Regions from separate parts of the Mus musculus genome. Here region 2 is linked to region 1. Evidence: chromatin loops called from intact Hi-C (ENCODE). Cell type or tissue: gastrocnemius. All regions are shown on one strand.

Region 1 (8,000 bases):
CCCAAAGACCTCTCAGGAGCCTCAAAACTTTGACTCTGAACTGGGATGTTACTGAAAAGCTGCAGTCCTTGTCAGAAACAAGAGGAGCTAATGCACACTAGTAAAGGACCTGTGAGCATCATGAAGGAATGCTTCTCCAAAATATACACATTTATCCAACATGGGATGCTATATTGCTGTGTCTTGGGAAATCTCACCTAATAATTACTATTCTTTCCCAGAATGAAACCACCCAGAAACACCTGTGTAAAACTATCTGTTCTGATATTTCCGTGTTGAGAGCATTTGCAGGGGTGGAGAGAGGCTAGAATGTACAATGGCTGCTCTGGGTGATGTATCTGTTATCATTTAGCATACCAAACATATTCTAAAAGGATTTGAGAAAATGTTAGCATGGTGATATAGCCTTGCTACCAACCTGGAAACCTGGGTTTGAGCCCCAAACCGACATGGTAAAAGGAAATAACCAACCCACAAAAGGTGTCCTTTAGTTCTACATGCCCCCCCCCCCCCGAAATAAACAGTATAAAACAAAATGTTAGTTTTAAAAAAAAGTGTCACCATCATTCGGTAAGATGAAGGAAACAGAACAGGCAGGACTTGCAATCCACTAGTTAACACTATCACTCATGCATCTCATGTCGGTTGTTTCTTACCCTCTTCCGGGACTCTTCAATAGCAGACAACAAGGCATTATCTTTCTCATTCTTCAGGAAGCCCTAGAAAATGAAGTAAAGCCACATAACCAAGGTTACTTCCAAATAGCAGAAGTATACTCCTGAGCCAAAGGTAAACCCAAGAACCTGCTGTAGCAATGCATGTCTTTAACTCTGGCTCCGAGGTGGAGACAGGAGAATCAGGAGCTCAAGGCCATTTCCAGTAACGCAGGAAGTTTGCAGGCCAAATGGGGATATTGGAGACTCTGTACTCTCTATCCTCTCTGCCCCTGCCAAAGCCTAGTGCCTCCATTTACTAATGGCAGGACATTAACCAAACTCTAAATGTCAGCTGACTTATGTATAATAATGAGATAATGCAATCAAGTTCTTGGACCCAAGGCTCAGTACACAGCTCTACCATTAATACTGATTGTCTAGATATGTGGGAGACGTTAAGGAAAGTGCTCAGGGTGGCCTCCTGGTTCTTGTTCACTGTCTATTTGCCTGAGATGAGGTCAGCTGAGGGAGGATACAAGAGACGGTGACAACAGCCACAGATGCACACAGGCAGACCCTGTCTTTTATACAAAGGTAAAGCTTCTTTTCCACAGCTTGGGGCTGAGAGGTCTAAGCGGAAACAAGGAAAGCTACAATTAGTATTACATATTCATCATGTATGGAGATCAAAGTCTTGGTTGTAATGAAAGACTCCAAGTTATGCTACACCCCAGATCCACCTAAATTCTGTACAGCACAGTTGGCAAGCACACTATTCATACATTTATACATTTTAATGACCTGCTTTCTTTGTAATGCTTTCTTTATGATTTTTTAAAAAGAATTTGGGGAATGTAAAAGAAAGAACTAAGCAAACACTTTTAAATGGCAAGCTCACTTAAGACTATCGGGTGGTTTTCTACAGATCTGGTTAGTTTGCATACTTGTCATTTTAACAGCTGTAGCTTTATGCACTCTGTCCAAATAACCTAGTTCTTAAGCTGCTGGTTAGCAAATATGAATGGAAGGCGATATAATTTGGATAAGATATTAATAATATTCTCAGATCTCCAAGATCCCTTATCCACTGGCCCACGATTCCCCTGCACCTTGCTCTCATACTCCAAGGCAGCCTGCAGCCAGCAGCCAGCAGCCAGCAGCCAGCAAACAGTCCCCTCGGGAAGACGGCTCCAGGGCAGCTCTGAGGATTCAATGCACACTGCTGTCTACACTGACAACAGGGTATGAGGTGAGGGTTAGGGAAAGGCTTCAGTCCCTTTTTAGTAATGGTCCCACATACAGGAAAGGGAGATGATGTAATCATAAAATATACATACATTGTCCTTCATGGAAAAGGTCAATCTTGTATTATGAATTCTCTATTTTTCAAACAGGGTCTCAACTGTGTAGCATCTATCTCACTATCTTTCTCATAAGGGCTTCAATGGCTAAGGCTAAATTAAAGGCTTACAGTTTCACCATTTATAAGCAAAGCTATGCATCAACTACTGTGGCCCATGAGTAGGCAGGGGCCATGTGCTGCTGCTCAGGAAGCTGTTCGATTAAAGGTGGGAGGAGAAGCCACCATTGATAAGGCCTAGTTTAACTTTTCTGTTATGGCTAATGCAGAGGGCAGTATGTTAAACCTGATATTCTATCTCCCTTCTATGCTTCCCTGATCTTCCCAAGTCAATGATCAGCATATTAACTTCTTTTAACTATGCCTATATTCATGTATTTCACATACATACATACATACATACATATCTACAAACATACATACATACATACAAGCATGCAAAGCAGTAGTCAGACACACTTAAAAGAGAAGTACTTCTTGTGAAACAGAGCCCTCAATTGAATTAAAAAGAATTTTCTCTCTCTCTCTCTCTCTCTCACACATACACACTCTCTCTCTCTCTCTTTCTCTCTCTCTCTCTCTCTCTCTCTCTCTCTCTCTCTCTCTCTCACTCACTCATGCAAACCAACATTACCAGCAATTAAAGGAAAAAAAGATCATATATTTGAAGAAAACTGGGGCAGGGGGTTTACATGGGAGGGGCAGGAGGGAGGAAAGAGAAGGGGGTAAATGATGTAATTTTATTATAATTTCCAAAAATAAAAGAGTATCATAGCAAAAAGAAATAACAAATTATTGGGATCAGCTTAGTCTTAAGCTCCTTGTCTTTTAAAAGCTATATTGTAAAAAATCTCAACATATTAAATGAAGCATTTGTGCATGAGACTCGGATTTCAGATACGGCCCACATATGAACAAAGACCACACCACTATGTACCTCAAAGACTACCTGCTCTCTGTAGTACACACAACCCACAACACAACCATTTCTCAGAACTCCTGGAAGACAGGTCCAGACCCTTCCCCAGACAGCAGAGTATCTGCATGCGACCTGTGAACATTTTTAAGCCATAGGTCACTAACACAATGTGAATCTAGGGTTGAGAGCTTATATAGCATATTATTTAGGCAATAATGACAAGAAAATCTACATATATTCAATATCCCTCCAATAGGTCTTGCTATTTCTCTCTCCAAAGATGTTTAAAACTCCCTAGCCCAGCATCCCAATCACTGGTATCACAGGTCTGTGCCACCACATTGTACGTCAGACAAAATGCTTATTCTAGAATGTTTGTGTTTGGTTATATATAGGGCCAATTACACTTATTCTGCTCTTTGATATTTATCTTTTATTCCTTTCTACAAGGAAACATTAGAATAGATTATACATATTATATACTTTCAAAACTATACAGTAGCAGCCTACCTTTTAAAAAGAACTAACAGGTACACAGTAGTGATGGATGGAATCTTGTGCCATCTAGTGGTGATGATTAATTTACTCCAAAGAACACACCTAGCCGGGCGTGGTGGTGCACGCCTTTAATCCCAGCACTCGGGAGGCAGAGGCAGGAGGATTTCCTAGTTCGAGGCCAGCCTGGGTCTACAAAGTGACAGGGCTACAGAGAAACCCTGTCTCGAAAAACCAAAAAAAAAAAAAAAGAACACACCTTTGGGAAAAGTCATGAATGAAGATATTCTAAAGTCACTGTCTCTCTCCCATAGGCTATCAAACTATTAAGACTACCCAAGAAATTCCAATTTCCCCAGGTATCTCACTGATGGGAGAAAAAGGGCTGAAACTTAGCACCAGCCAGAACTTGTCCCCAGGACAGAAACTTAACACAGGTCTGACAACTCCTTAGACCACCCTGCAGGCCAGCCTGCAGTCCGGATAATGATGGGGAGGCACACAATCAGACTAGCACTGCTTGGCTAGGCATACTTCTTGTTCTCTGTTTTAACCTAAACCTCATGTCAGGACCTTGAAGCTAGATTTGGAGGGGGTGGGGTCCATTTGCTCCTTTCCCAGTATGACCATATTGAAAGAGCCACCACATCTGGCTCTGTCCTCTGTCCTTCAACCTTACTTCTTTCTTTAATTGGTCTAGAGAGGATGAGTAGCCCTAGCTAGGACCCAGGCTTTGACTCTTTTTTTTTTTTTTTTTTTTTTTTTTGAGACAGGGTTTCTCTGTATGGCCCTGGCTGACCTGGAACTCACTTTGTAGACCAGGCTGGCCTCGAACTCAGAAATCCGCCTGCCTCTGCCTCCCAAGTGCTGGGATTAAAGGTGTGTGCCACCACACCCAGCCCCAGGCTTTGACTCTTAACAACTCTGGTAACAGTTACACAGGGCTGGAATAAAATTGCTAAATTAAAGATGGGGACAATATGTATTTTACCATATAAAATAATGAAAGCAAAATTAAACATCCAAATGGATAAAAGACTCCTGTCTTCTTCCTCCTCCTCTTCAGTCTCAGAGCCTGGATGGGGCCAGGTATGGTGGCTCACCACTGTAATCCCAGTACTAGGAAAGATTGCTGTGAGTTCAAGGCCAACCTGAGCCTCAGAGTAATAACTTGTCTCAAAACACCAAACCCCAAAGCATAACAAGAATAAACTGAACAGGTGGGCAGAAACATAATCTGTCTCCATCCAGGTTTCCCAAGCCTCTTCCTAGACTTGCTATGACTAAAGTTGTTTTCAGTTTAAATTACTATGCTTGGGAGATTTATAAAACAAACATGCTTCTAATCTGCAAGCCCTACTTGCCAAGAGCAGATAACACACTGGAGTGCTAGAGGCTGTTGCTCTGCATCTGTGAACAACCTCGGTTGTCCCAACTCTACAGGATGTGCTTGGTCACATACAGGCAGGAGGTATGTCAGGATGTATGTTTGCCCTTGACTGGACAAGTACATATAGCCTTGTGGTTCTTGCCTTTATAAGCCCCTGTTTATTATAATTCAGTGACATACTATGGGAATCCAGTATCCATCCTTTTGGATTAAATACAGCTAGCCAGTATTAAAGCTAGCTTCAAATTTGGCTCAAAAATTGTGTAGTGGTCTTATTCTTGCTGGTAGGATTACCAGTCTTTTCTTTTTGGTTTCTGTGAGACTCTCCTTAAAACTTTAAAGTCTATCCTCATCCTGGAAAGGTGTTTTATCATTTATCAAAAAGTGGGATCTCTGGAAAATCAAGTTAGGGTACAAAGGTAAAGGCTGAGCTGGGTCTCCACTACTGGGAAGGCCTTGTGCACAGCTTCCCTCCTACTCAGAGATGGCTGCAGGCCTTTGGGGTTAATATGCCCATACCCAACTTTCCTATTTGCTCCGCCCTTCTAGGGTCCCAGAATAGACACATCACTGGCTCTTGGAATGGGTTTTGATTTCCAGCTTTCTGGAGCACACAATAGCTCCCATTCAGGAAGGAATTGGGCAATTCAATGACATCCAGGGCCAATCCTTTTAACAGTAGAGAAGCATAGACATCATAAGTCTAAAAGATCCACAGTATAAACCACACACAGGCCTGAGTGTTTACATATATGTGCTAACATATGAATGCCTGGTTTCTATGAAGGTCAGAAGAGGGCTCCTCTGGAACTGGACTTACAGCAGCCACATGGGTGCAGAGAACTGAATCCAGGCCTTCTGCAAAAGCAGCAAGTGCTCTTAACTGCTGAACCATCTCTCCAGTTCATCTTTGCTAGAGGAACTAGGCTGCCTTGTGATGTACCTGATGGAGAATAACCCAGACCAGAACTTCAAGGTTACGTCCATTTTCCTACCAATACTGTAGGTATTTCAAGGACCCAGTAGCCAAAGTGGCTCCTAAATAGCTAGAGGACAGGAAGATGAGCCTTACTGTAGTCAATACAGACTCTGGTATTCAGAGTACCCCAGAGAAGAGGAGAGAAGAGGCCTAGGCAAACAGACCTCTGTTGTGCCTAATGGACATATTTCTTAGCTTATCTGCTCCTCAACGGTGAGGAACTGGTTCAGCAAGTAAACATGCTCTTCCTTTTGAAATCCTGAGGACCTGAGTTCAGATTCTCAGAACTCCATACGCACGTGTGTACACATGCGCATGCATGCATGCACACATACAACATAATCTTTTAAAAAAGAATCTCTAGGGCTGGAGAGATGGCTCAGCAGTTAAGAGCACTGACTGCTCTTCCAGAGGTCCTGAGTTCAATTCCCAGCAACCATAAGGTGGCTCACAACCATCTGTAATGAGATCCGATGTCCTCTTCTGGTGTGTCTGAAGACAGTGATGGTGTCCTCACATACATGAAATAAATAAATAAATCTTAAACAAAAATAAGAATCTCTAATGAGGAAATTTTCTATGTACAGTTAAGTCAGAAAAGAAAAGCCATTAAAAAATATATTTTATGCTGCTTTTTTTTAAACAGGTCTCAGCTTCCATTTACAAGTAAGCATGACTTGAAGAACATATAAAGTTCCTCACTGCTGTTCACACAGATATGCATTAAATTAGAGGCTGCTGCACAAAGGAAAAGCCATATTTGATATGGCCCTCATGACACAAAACACTCCTTATTCTCTCTTTCCTTCAACAGACCAACCAGCCAACCATGCTGTCAAATGGAGACAGCACTACAGCCCGTGGGTATCTGACAAGATGCAAAATCCACAGTGGACAGCACAGAACCTCGGTGCTGCCTCCCATTTAATATGCATGACAGATACAAATCAACAGGAACTCTGTAATAACCAACATTCAAAATACTTACATTTAAAATTTTACATTTTCTTATTTGGGCCAGGGGTCATGACACATGTAGAGGTCAGAGGTCAGAGACAACCAGTGAGTTGGTTCTCTCCTTCCATCACATGGCTTCCAGAGTTTGAGCTCAAGTTCTTAGATTTGGCAGCAAATGCTTTTACTCGATGAGTCATCTAGCCAGCCCCCAAATCAAAATATTAATGTGAAGTCAACAGTGATATTAGGAATGAACACTACAATTGAATGAACTGCCAAGGCATGAATAAAAGGCATAAAGACAAAATAAGCAAGAAAAGGAGTGGTGGCACATGCCTTTAATCCTAGCACTTGGGATGCAGAGGCAGGCGGATCTCTTGTCAATTTGAGGCCAGCCTGATCTACATAGAGAATTCAAAGACAGCCAGGGCTATATATTGCAACCCTGTCTTTTGGGGATGGCGATAAAGGAAGTGGATAAATAAACAGAGTAGTAATTCTTATTCCGAGATGAAACAAAACCCACAGTGAGCTGGGCCTCTGCGCTGGTGTGGATATGGTTGCTCTTCAGCAGCCCTTTCCACGGTGTCTGCCGATACTCCCCCAGGAATCATTCAAGTGCAAATGATAAAACTCAAAGAACTGACACTTTTATATTTGGGTAGTCCCCAAGCTTTAAATTAGAGAATTTACATAATGTCTTAAAGTACTTTGGGTCATTTTATCAGATAGAGAGTACTGTGATAAGATAATATATAGAATGAGGCTGAATCTCAACTAACGTTTATACTTTAATCTCCAACTCAGATTTAAAGTAAGTCCCACTGCTTGTTTTCTACAAAAATGTCAAATTATCTGTTGATAGACTGCATATGTTCCCCATAAGAGAGTAGGGTCAGACAGACAAGAATGATGCCACTAGTCGGATGCTGTTGTGTGAGCCTGTGCTGAGCCTCTCGGCCCTTTCAGCAGGTGGCAGCAGATGCATGCTCAGATAAGTCTGGAGCCAGAGGTGGCATAGTGCTGTACAAGTCACGATGACGAATCTCACTTTGTATTTTGAACAAAATGAACTTCAAGTGTTAACGCTTTAAAGAGGGCCATAAAATTGTATGCTTATTTGGATCCTTTAAGGCAGATCAAATTATTATTCAAACTGGTTTACTTGGCAGTTTTCTAATTCTCCCCCAGGAGGAGAACTCAGTGTCCCAGAGGAGATCTAATAAACACAAAAATGCTCAGCA
Region 2 (8,000 bases), 120 kb before region 1:
TCCTGCTTGCTTAACTTTTTAGAACGTTTCACCTGTTCTTTTAGTTAAATGGATTTTAAAGGGAGAACTGTATGTCCTCACTTGACTCGAAGAATACATTTACTTAATACCTTTAAAAAAAATAACACAGTAGACAAATGTTTCTTTCATTCAGCTTACCCTACACCTGTGCCACCAGAGAGACCTTTAGAAGGCACACGTGGCTTCCTTGGAGCCTTGTGGACTTGGTCTTGGCAGAGCTAGTGTCTGTCAATCTGTGGGGAACAGGAGCTTGGAGGCAGTGTGACTTCCCTTAGGCGCCCTGCTAAGGGAAACAAACAGGCCCTCTTGTGTCAACTCCACTGTCCTTCTGTGGGAACAATCTCAGGTCAGCCCCAGCCAGCCAGCTGTCCTCAGAACAACCTTCTACTTTCCCACTGTCTTCTGCCACTAGTACCAGGTGGTGTCACAGTGCCCCCGTTCCCAATGCTGCTCATCAACGTTGGCCGGCACTCTGCTGTCTTCTTGTCTGCTCCCCCTCCATGAGCTGGCTCTGAGTAGGTTTGCTATACCTGATCCATAAGGATGCAGCAGGCCTGATCTTGACATCCTTTCTCCGGCCATAAGGGAGCTACGCTAGGAGATGTGTTCTTCAGCGACTATTCAGAACATAAGAGAACCAGCTGGAGAGACGGCTCGGCAGTTAAGTGTGCATACTGCTCCTGCAGAGGACCCGAGTTTGATTCCGAGCACCCATACTGGGAAGCTCACAAATGCCTATGACAACACCGCTTCCCCACCCTCCCACACACACACACACACACACACACACATTATTTTTTAAGTTTTTCTTTTAAAGGGAAACACAAAAGTGTTCATAACCTAAGAGCTATGATGCTGGCTGATACAGTCTCTGGGATTGTCATTGTCTACCTGCCCATGGAGGGAGGATGTGGAGGAACTGTCTTCACGAGTCAGTGAAGACACTTGGCTCATTTTCCCTCTTCCTTCTTAAACTGCACAGAGTATATCACCATCAAACTTCACGGCTCACTGCTCTTCCAATGGCCCCAGCCTGCCTTAGCTACTTCTTTTCTTTTCTTTTCTTTTCTTTTCTTTTCTTTTCTTTTCTTTCCTTTCCTTTCCTTCTCTTCTCTCTCTCTCTCTCTCTCTCTCTCTCTCTCTCTCTCTCTCTCTCTCTCTCTAAGATTCACTTATTTTATTTACATGAGTACACTGTGGCTGTCTTCAGATGCACCAGAAGAGGGCATCTGATACCACATGTGAGCCACCATGTGGTTGCTGGGAATTGAACTCAGGACCTTTGGGAGAGCAGTCAGTGCTCTTAACCACTGAGCCATCTCTCCAGCCCCCTGCTGATAGTGTCTCACATAAGCTGTCCTGCCCATCTCGGTTTCATACCCTATCACTTCTCTTGGCTCAGCCTCAAGCACACGCTACCATGCAAGATGTATGTCATACCAAGCTCTCTCCTGCCCAGAGAATCTGTAGCTCTTCAGTCTGTTCAGTTTCCTCAGGGCTCTCCCGGACCTCTATCTAATCTTCCCCTGCCCCCAACACACACACACACACACACACACACACACACACACACACACACACACACACACCACAAATCACTACCATGAGACAAAATACTTCCTGCTGATAAGTTGAATTTCTTGGGTATTTTGTCACAGGTTGATTGACATGCCTCCTCTCCCACAATGATAATGAGTGGAGACATCTTCCCAGCCTGATGCCCCAGCTCTTTTCACCATTTGAAGCTTCTGACTCACTTCAAGCCTTTGGATCGAGGCCTATCTCTTCCTACAGACTCCAGCCTAGATGGGGAAATCTCAGCCTTTGCTGGAGACACCACACACACTCTGTTCTCAGACACAAGCAAGAGAAGAGCCCCTGATGCAACAAGTGTCCCAGCCTACCAGGCAACCTGTGTTGGCCAACATGATACACAGGAACAAGGAGTTGAGACTCTTGAGCAGTCCAGGTACCGTCAGCAGAAGCAGCTGGGATGTGTGTGTATTGTTGTGGGCTTTTGTGCTTGTTGCTGGACAGTCCTGCCATGGAGGGACCTCAGGCAGTTAAAGCTGTCTAATTTCTCCTCTCTGAGGAGACCTCAAGCCCGTGAGTGGGCCTTCCCAGGTTAGGGAGGACCACCCTTGATTTAAAGGCACCTGGTCACAGCATTCTATCTTTACAAGCCAAACTGTACTGTTTATGTGTTTGGAGACCTGGACTCAGCCAGGCTGAGTTGGAGCAGTACAGTTTCTTTTGTCAACTTGACACTCACACACATCTCCTTAGACCATCCTTAACCTCCAGAGAAATGACAGTTATTCCTTGTGCAGTAGCAACACGCAGACCTCCTCTGCAGGAGGATATGCAGAGTCCCTAAAAATGGCCGCTTCATTCCCTGAGAACCTGGGGCTTAGAATTCTGGGGCATAAATTACAACTATTCATTAGTATCTTACCTTAGATGATAAAGGGTAAGAGGGGGAGGGAAACAGAGGGACGTGGATGTGTTACCTACAAGTTCCCACCAGCTATTCACATTAAAACAAGAGGTGCACTTGACAATGGCATTGCTCACAGGAAGCTGGCCACATGACTGCAGGCGGTGCTTTCATCTTCGTCCTCCACCGAGTCCTCCACCTTCCTGTGCTGAGGGAGCACCATGGCCACAGGGGCTTCACTTCCTGTTGAGGGAGATCCAGTTCTTCTTTCTAAATCCTGCCTGAATTGAGATGCAATGGCCCCTTCGGAAAGTAGACAGTACGGAGACATGGCTTCCATATCCCATCTTCCCCTCTGCTTCTGCCATGTGGCCCAATTCCCTCTCAATCACCAGTATCTATTACTCCAACCAATATAGTAGCTTCCTTCTTGTCACTGCAAAAGCACAGGGAGCCCAAAGCAACCAGGCCATGTTATGCTTGGCACCCAGGTTAATCATTGCTCACTGTTGTGAGTTGATTAGTTAAATTACTCCTGCGTTAGTCTGTTTCTGTTGCTAAAATTGAGTAATGCAACCTGATAGTTTGTGAAGAAGAGAGGTTTTTGTAGCTCACAGTTCAGCAAAGCTAGGGGGCTCAATGTCAAGGTGCCAGCACCTGGTCAGGAGGGCCTTTGGTTACATAATAATATGGAGAAGGGCCTTCACATGGACAGAACTGGGGAGCTATAAACTGGGGTCTACTTCAGAAAGCCACTAATCCCATCAAGAATGCCCCACTCTCATGACCTCAGCTAACTCTACTTCCCAAAGGTGTCACCCCCAAAGACCATCAATATATGAAATTTGGAGATTGTTTTCAACATGAAAATGAGGGGGGGGGGACACACTCAGATCAGAACTTATCACACACTAATCTATATCCACCCAGAACCTCAGAGTGTGTGCTTTTATGGAAACAGTGGCATTTTCAGTTTTAAATCCAATGTCTGATCGCCTTAAAAGACAACATGATGATGCAGAGGCACAGGAGGAGGGGACTGGGCCAGGTGATGGTACAGCAAGGAAGGGGAGTGGTGTAGCTACTTACCCAGAGAGCATCATGTTGCTAGGACACTAAAAGGTCCAGAATGGATTTTCCATCAGAACCCTGCTAGGAGCACCTGCCAACACATCCAGACTCCAAGCCTCTAGAACTCAAGAATGTCTTCGGGCCTCCTGGTTTGGGGGTTGAGGTTCTTATGAAGTCCTAGGAATCTTATATATGCCACATGACCTATGTATGCCCTCTAGATGCTGGGCCGAGGTGCAAAGGTTTCACTAGGGCAGAGTCACTCTCCATCCTGGCTTGATTCCGTGCATACAACCCTAGTGGACGTTGTCCCCACTTTGCAAGGCATGGCCACATGGTGGAGCTGTAACTGTAACTGAGTCCACGGAAGGCCACTCCCCAGCTGCTTCAGAATACAGGCTTCCATAACAAATCATCAGGAGCCATTGCAAGACAACACAGGCATATGTCCTCACAGCGTAGGCGGTAAGTGTGAAATAGCATCAGCAGGGACAGGCCATGCTTGAAATCTCCATGGAAGACCACTTCTTGCTCCTTCTGGCTTTGGGTGCTGCTGGCGATGCATTATTCGACAGTGCAAGTCCAGTCTTTGCCTGTCTTCATGAGACTGTCCTCCCAGTGTCCAGATTTTCCTGTTCCTAGAAGGCTGTCCAATATGACGTCATCTTAACCAGATTATCTCTGTTTATACTCCATTTCCAAATCAGGTCATGTTCACCGGCTCCATGTGGATGTATTTTAGTGAACACTATTTGGTCCAGTGCAACAGGGAACAGGATAAGGCAGGAAATCCCACTGAGTGTCGACCCACTGCCCCCTGCATGTACTGAGAAGGAGGTCCTTATCAGAAGTGGAGCTTCACAGAATACCATGAAGACAGAATAGCATTGGCATCAAACACTGAGCAGAGAAGACAGCTCTCCAAACACAGAAACAAAGGGCTTGATAACCATCCTTTTGTGACTGGCAGACTGAGCGCTCAGTAGTGGCTGCGAGCAGGTTCACCATTAGTAGAATTCATGTTGAATCTAGGCAAGACCTCCATCCCTGTCACCCTGATACTTTGTTCATGAGCCATTGGGACAATGGTGGTGATGGGGGGGGGTGAGGGAAGGAGCCTAACTGGTATCCACAAGCAGGTCCCCCTAACATCCCCCCTCCATCCTCTTTCTAAAAGCCTTTTTGTGGCGATCACTCCTTAGTGAGAATTCACACAGGGCACAGGTACCATGAACTCTTGCCTGCTCATGCCTCTTTCCAGGGCTCCTGCCACCAGCTTCTCAATCCTGTTCCTTCAGAGTCTTTGCCCAACCAACTAAATTACCAGCCTCAGCCCATAACCAGCAATACAGAATGAGCATATACCACAATATAATTAGTATACACCACAGTATAATTACGAACAAGGTCTAATCAGTATACACTTGTGATTCTGGCTATTTCTCTTCCCCCAAATATATGATGCCATTACCTAAAGTTCTGCCCACAAGAAAGAGTTCCCTATACCACTGTTATCTCTCTGGGATGCTGGGATACGAGAGAGAGAGAGACAGACAGCCAGACAGCCAGACAGCCAGACAGACACTAGGCTAATAGCTGTCCTTTTCCAGGAGCTACCATGCAGAACTATCTTTGAAGCAGGTCTGTGGGTGCTTCCTTTGACAGTCAATCATAGGGAATTTGCATGAGGGCTTAGGGGCAGACTGAGAAAGAGGGGGCTTATCAGGGGTGAGGACCACCGGCATGAGATTTTATCATAGACACACCACTCCATTTTGATTAGGAATTGATACCCGAGAAGTCTCCTCTAACACTGCAGACTCCATCAGCATTAGGGAGCATTCCTCTATACTACACTAAGGCAGCCCCAGCACTTCTGTTTCCTCTGGTAGCGACCACCTTTAGGTCCATGTTCTTGTTAACCAGTTAGAACCCTTCCTAACTCCTGTGCCAGAGCACTCAAAGTCTCTGCTTAGTGGGCGCACATCACAGAACCCCAGGTTAACCCCCTTTGTATTTCTGCCACCAGAGCCTCATCTCTCACATTGAGAGAACACCGTGTGCTGTAACTCACTTCCAAGATGACTCTGGGCTTGGTTTCTGGCAGTCTCTGCCCTACCCAGGCATAAGGGTTGTTTTCAGGGCAGATGTAGCTTTAAAGTCACTCATGAGGAACCTGGGTTGGTGACTAAAACCTTCCAGGCTCATCCTTTCCTCTCTCAGTTGAAATAGAAGTTTCTCGGAAGAAATAATTAGGCCAGTCCCTTGAATTTGGGGGATCTAGTCTTGGTGGGCTCCTACATAAGCTGGTGACATTTAGGTGGGAAATGAGGCCACACAGAGGCACAGCCCTGGTTACCAAGAGCCTCTGCAGCAGCCTTGTCCCTTGCTGGCACAAACAGTCCTTTAGGAAAGAAGCATTTGGGTTACTTAAGAATCAGCAGCTCAACTGTTGATTCTCCAGTGACAAAAGACACAGCAAGCTTGCCAGGACAATGGGAGTCTCTGCTACAGTCATTCATAGCAAAACTTTATTGAACAGAAAACTCGGCAAAGGTTTTACCTCTGCCAAGTCGCCACCCTCGGTTTAAAGGAAAGCACTGCATTTTAAAAAGCAATTATACATAAGTCTCTCCTAGAAAAGTCCTGCTAACATGTCTAGCAATTCACTGATTATATAAAGTAGTACACTTAGTGTAATTTGAACATTCCAACAGGAATCAAATCGAACCAGCAGAACCGTTTCTGCATCTATGACTTCCATGTAGAGCACACATGCACACACGTCTATGACTTCCATGTACAGCACACATGCACACACATCTGGGGAGGTGCTCAGGCAGAACATGCGACCCTGGGCCTTCTGCTTACAGTGCCTATGAAACTACATACAGTATACATTAAAGCTCTTCAGAATAACGACATGAGGGGCCCTGTTCAGTTTGTACCACGGCTTCATGTCTTAGTTTGTGCTTTTGCTTGGCACAGAAGCACATGTCATCCTGTGGGTTTTCAATGACTCTGTCGAGTCCACGCCAGGGGAGGAAAAGGAGCCGGAGCCAGACGATCCAGTCCGAGCTGTCAAAGCCACCAGCGACAGAGCACAAGGGCCATCAGTTGGCTAGGGCTGGTGGGCCTTCTGGAAGAAGAGAGGCAAAGAAAGTCTTGAAGACTAGCCATGCTGTGCTCATAAACGAGGGGCTGGTGTGCTCAGGGTCCAGCACTTCGCGGTCTGGGGGGAGGCGGTTGGGGTCTTCCATTTCTGGGTCCATACCTCCCTATAGGCAAAGACACAACGAGAAAATGATTAGGGTCTAGAGGAACACCTATCCTGAAGTCAGGTCCGGATAAAGCCTAGCAGGCTGACAAGCCCTGGGGATGAGCCCTTGGCTGCAGGAGGTACCTCTCCAATTCTATAGCACATCTGCAATTGACCTTCCATAGTTCAAACACTTCCCTTGGCCAGCGTCAGAGAAGGGGCCTTCAGTTACTATCAAATAGTAATTAACTTTGCTGCACGCTAACCAGTCCTCTAATTTGGGCCATGCCCTGAGCTAAAAGACCAATCTGGCATCTCAGTGTTCTAAAAGCAGACTACAGAGGCAATTTCTGTTATAAAGTATACCCTTCAGGATGATGCACTAATCTGCCTTATGACGAAAATCTATTCTGAGATGTGGTTATGTACCCAGTCAATTTGAATAACTACCCACCAGCAGTTTCCATAGTTAAGTATACTGTTACATATCTCTTATTCTCAAAATGTGGGTCAACCCCCCCATCATTACATATGCAAAAATCCCAATTGCCATATGCCTATATAGAATATTGAAAGTCTTAAAAATAGTTGCCATAAGAATAACTTTTAAAAAAAAACATAAAATACTTAGCCTTAAAAAATGGCAAACCACTAGTTTACAAGTCTGCAAGCTCAGGACTAGAGCGGGCCGGGCAGTGAGGCCTGTACCTGGAGGTTATTGTTGGGGTCCTGGTTGGCAGCATCTCGAGGACCACCATCATCCGGGAAGTTCTGAACTGGCCTCTGTCTGAACGGAAACCACCCGACGTGGTGCCTTTGAAGAAAGCACAAACAGGCACATCTCAGCTAAGTCACTGTGGGATTCACATAAGAATCTGAAGGCCCCAAAGCTTACACAATACTACCTGTGCAGCCAGTCTGCCAGTCCCTAGATTCTCTTAGGCCTCTGGTCCTTAAAAGCAGGGGTGTGTGTTTTATTCACCGGCAGTAAATAGTAATAGCAATTCTGCCTTGGCTACAGAGTGAGGTCAATGCTATTGACCAACTCAGCAAGACCCTGCCTCAAAAAAAAAAAAAAAAAAAAAAAAAGAGAAAGGAAAAAGCTGAAGCTATAACTTAGTGGAAAGTGCCCACTTGCCTGGAGAGAAGCGGGGCGGCCTAGGGTTCAACTCCAGCCTCACAGCATCAAAGCAAACCAAACCCAAAAGAGAT

What was found. Hi-C counts contacts between places; a loop is a spot of excess contacts. Peaks named below come from ENCODE experiments on the same cell type or tissue, not always from the same donor. Only the 100,000 strongest peaks of a DNase experiment are listed, where the experiment ranks them.
Region 2: a loop joins it to region 1, with 3 times the contacts of the local background. A loop is called at or near these places in 2 of 42 quality-filtered maps.

Annotation. Positions count from the first base shown.
Region 1 is chr8:94,273,990-94,281,989 of GRCm38, reverse strand. It overlaps Nup93 (nucleoporin 93), which reads right to left. Exons shown (of 22, transcript NM_001357266.1): 4 at 657-719. Among named protein-coding and RNA genes, the nearest start is that of Mir138-2, 46 kb to the left of the region's middle. In gastrocnemius, CTCF peaks have their summits at 3,494 (motif pointing left) and 7,729 (motif pointing right); no DNase peak of the experiment used is centred here.
Region 2 is chr8:94,393,398-94,401,397 of GRCm38, reverse strand. It overlaps Herpud1 (homocysteine-inducible, endoplasmic reticulum stress-inducible, ubiquitin-like domain member 1), which reads right to left. Exons shown (of 8, transcript NM_022331.2): 7 at 7,497-7,602; 8 at 6,027-6,807. The coding sequence ends at 6,643. Among named protein-coding and RNA genes, the nearest start is that of Herpud1, 11 kb to the right of the region's middle. In gastrocnemius, no CTCF peak of the experiment used is centred here; a DNase peak (open chromatin) is centred at 3,871; H3K27ac peaks cover 405 bases.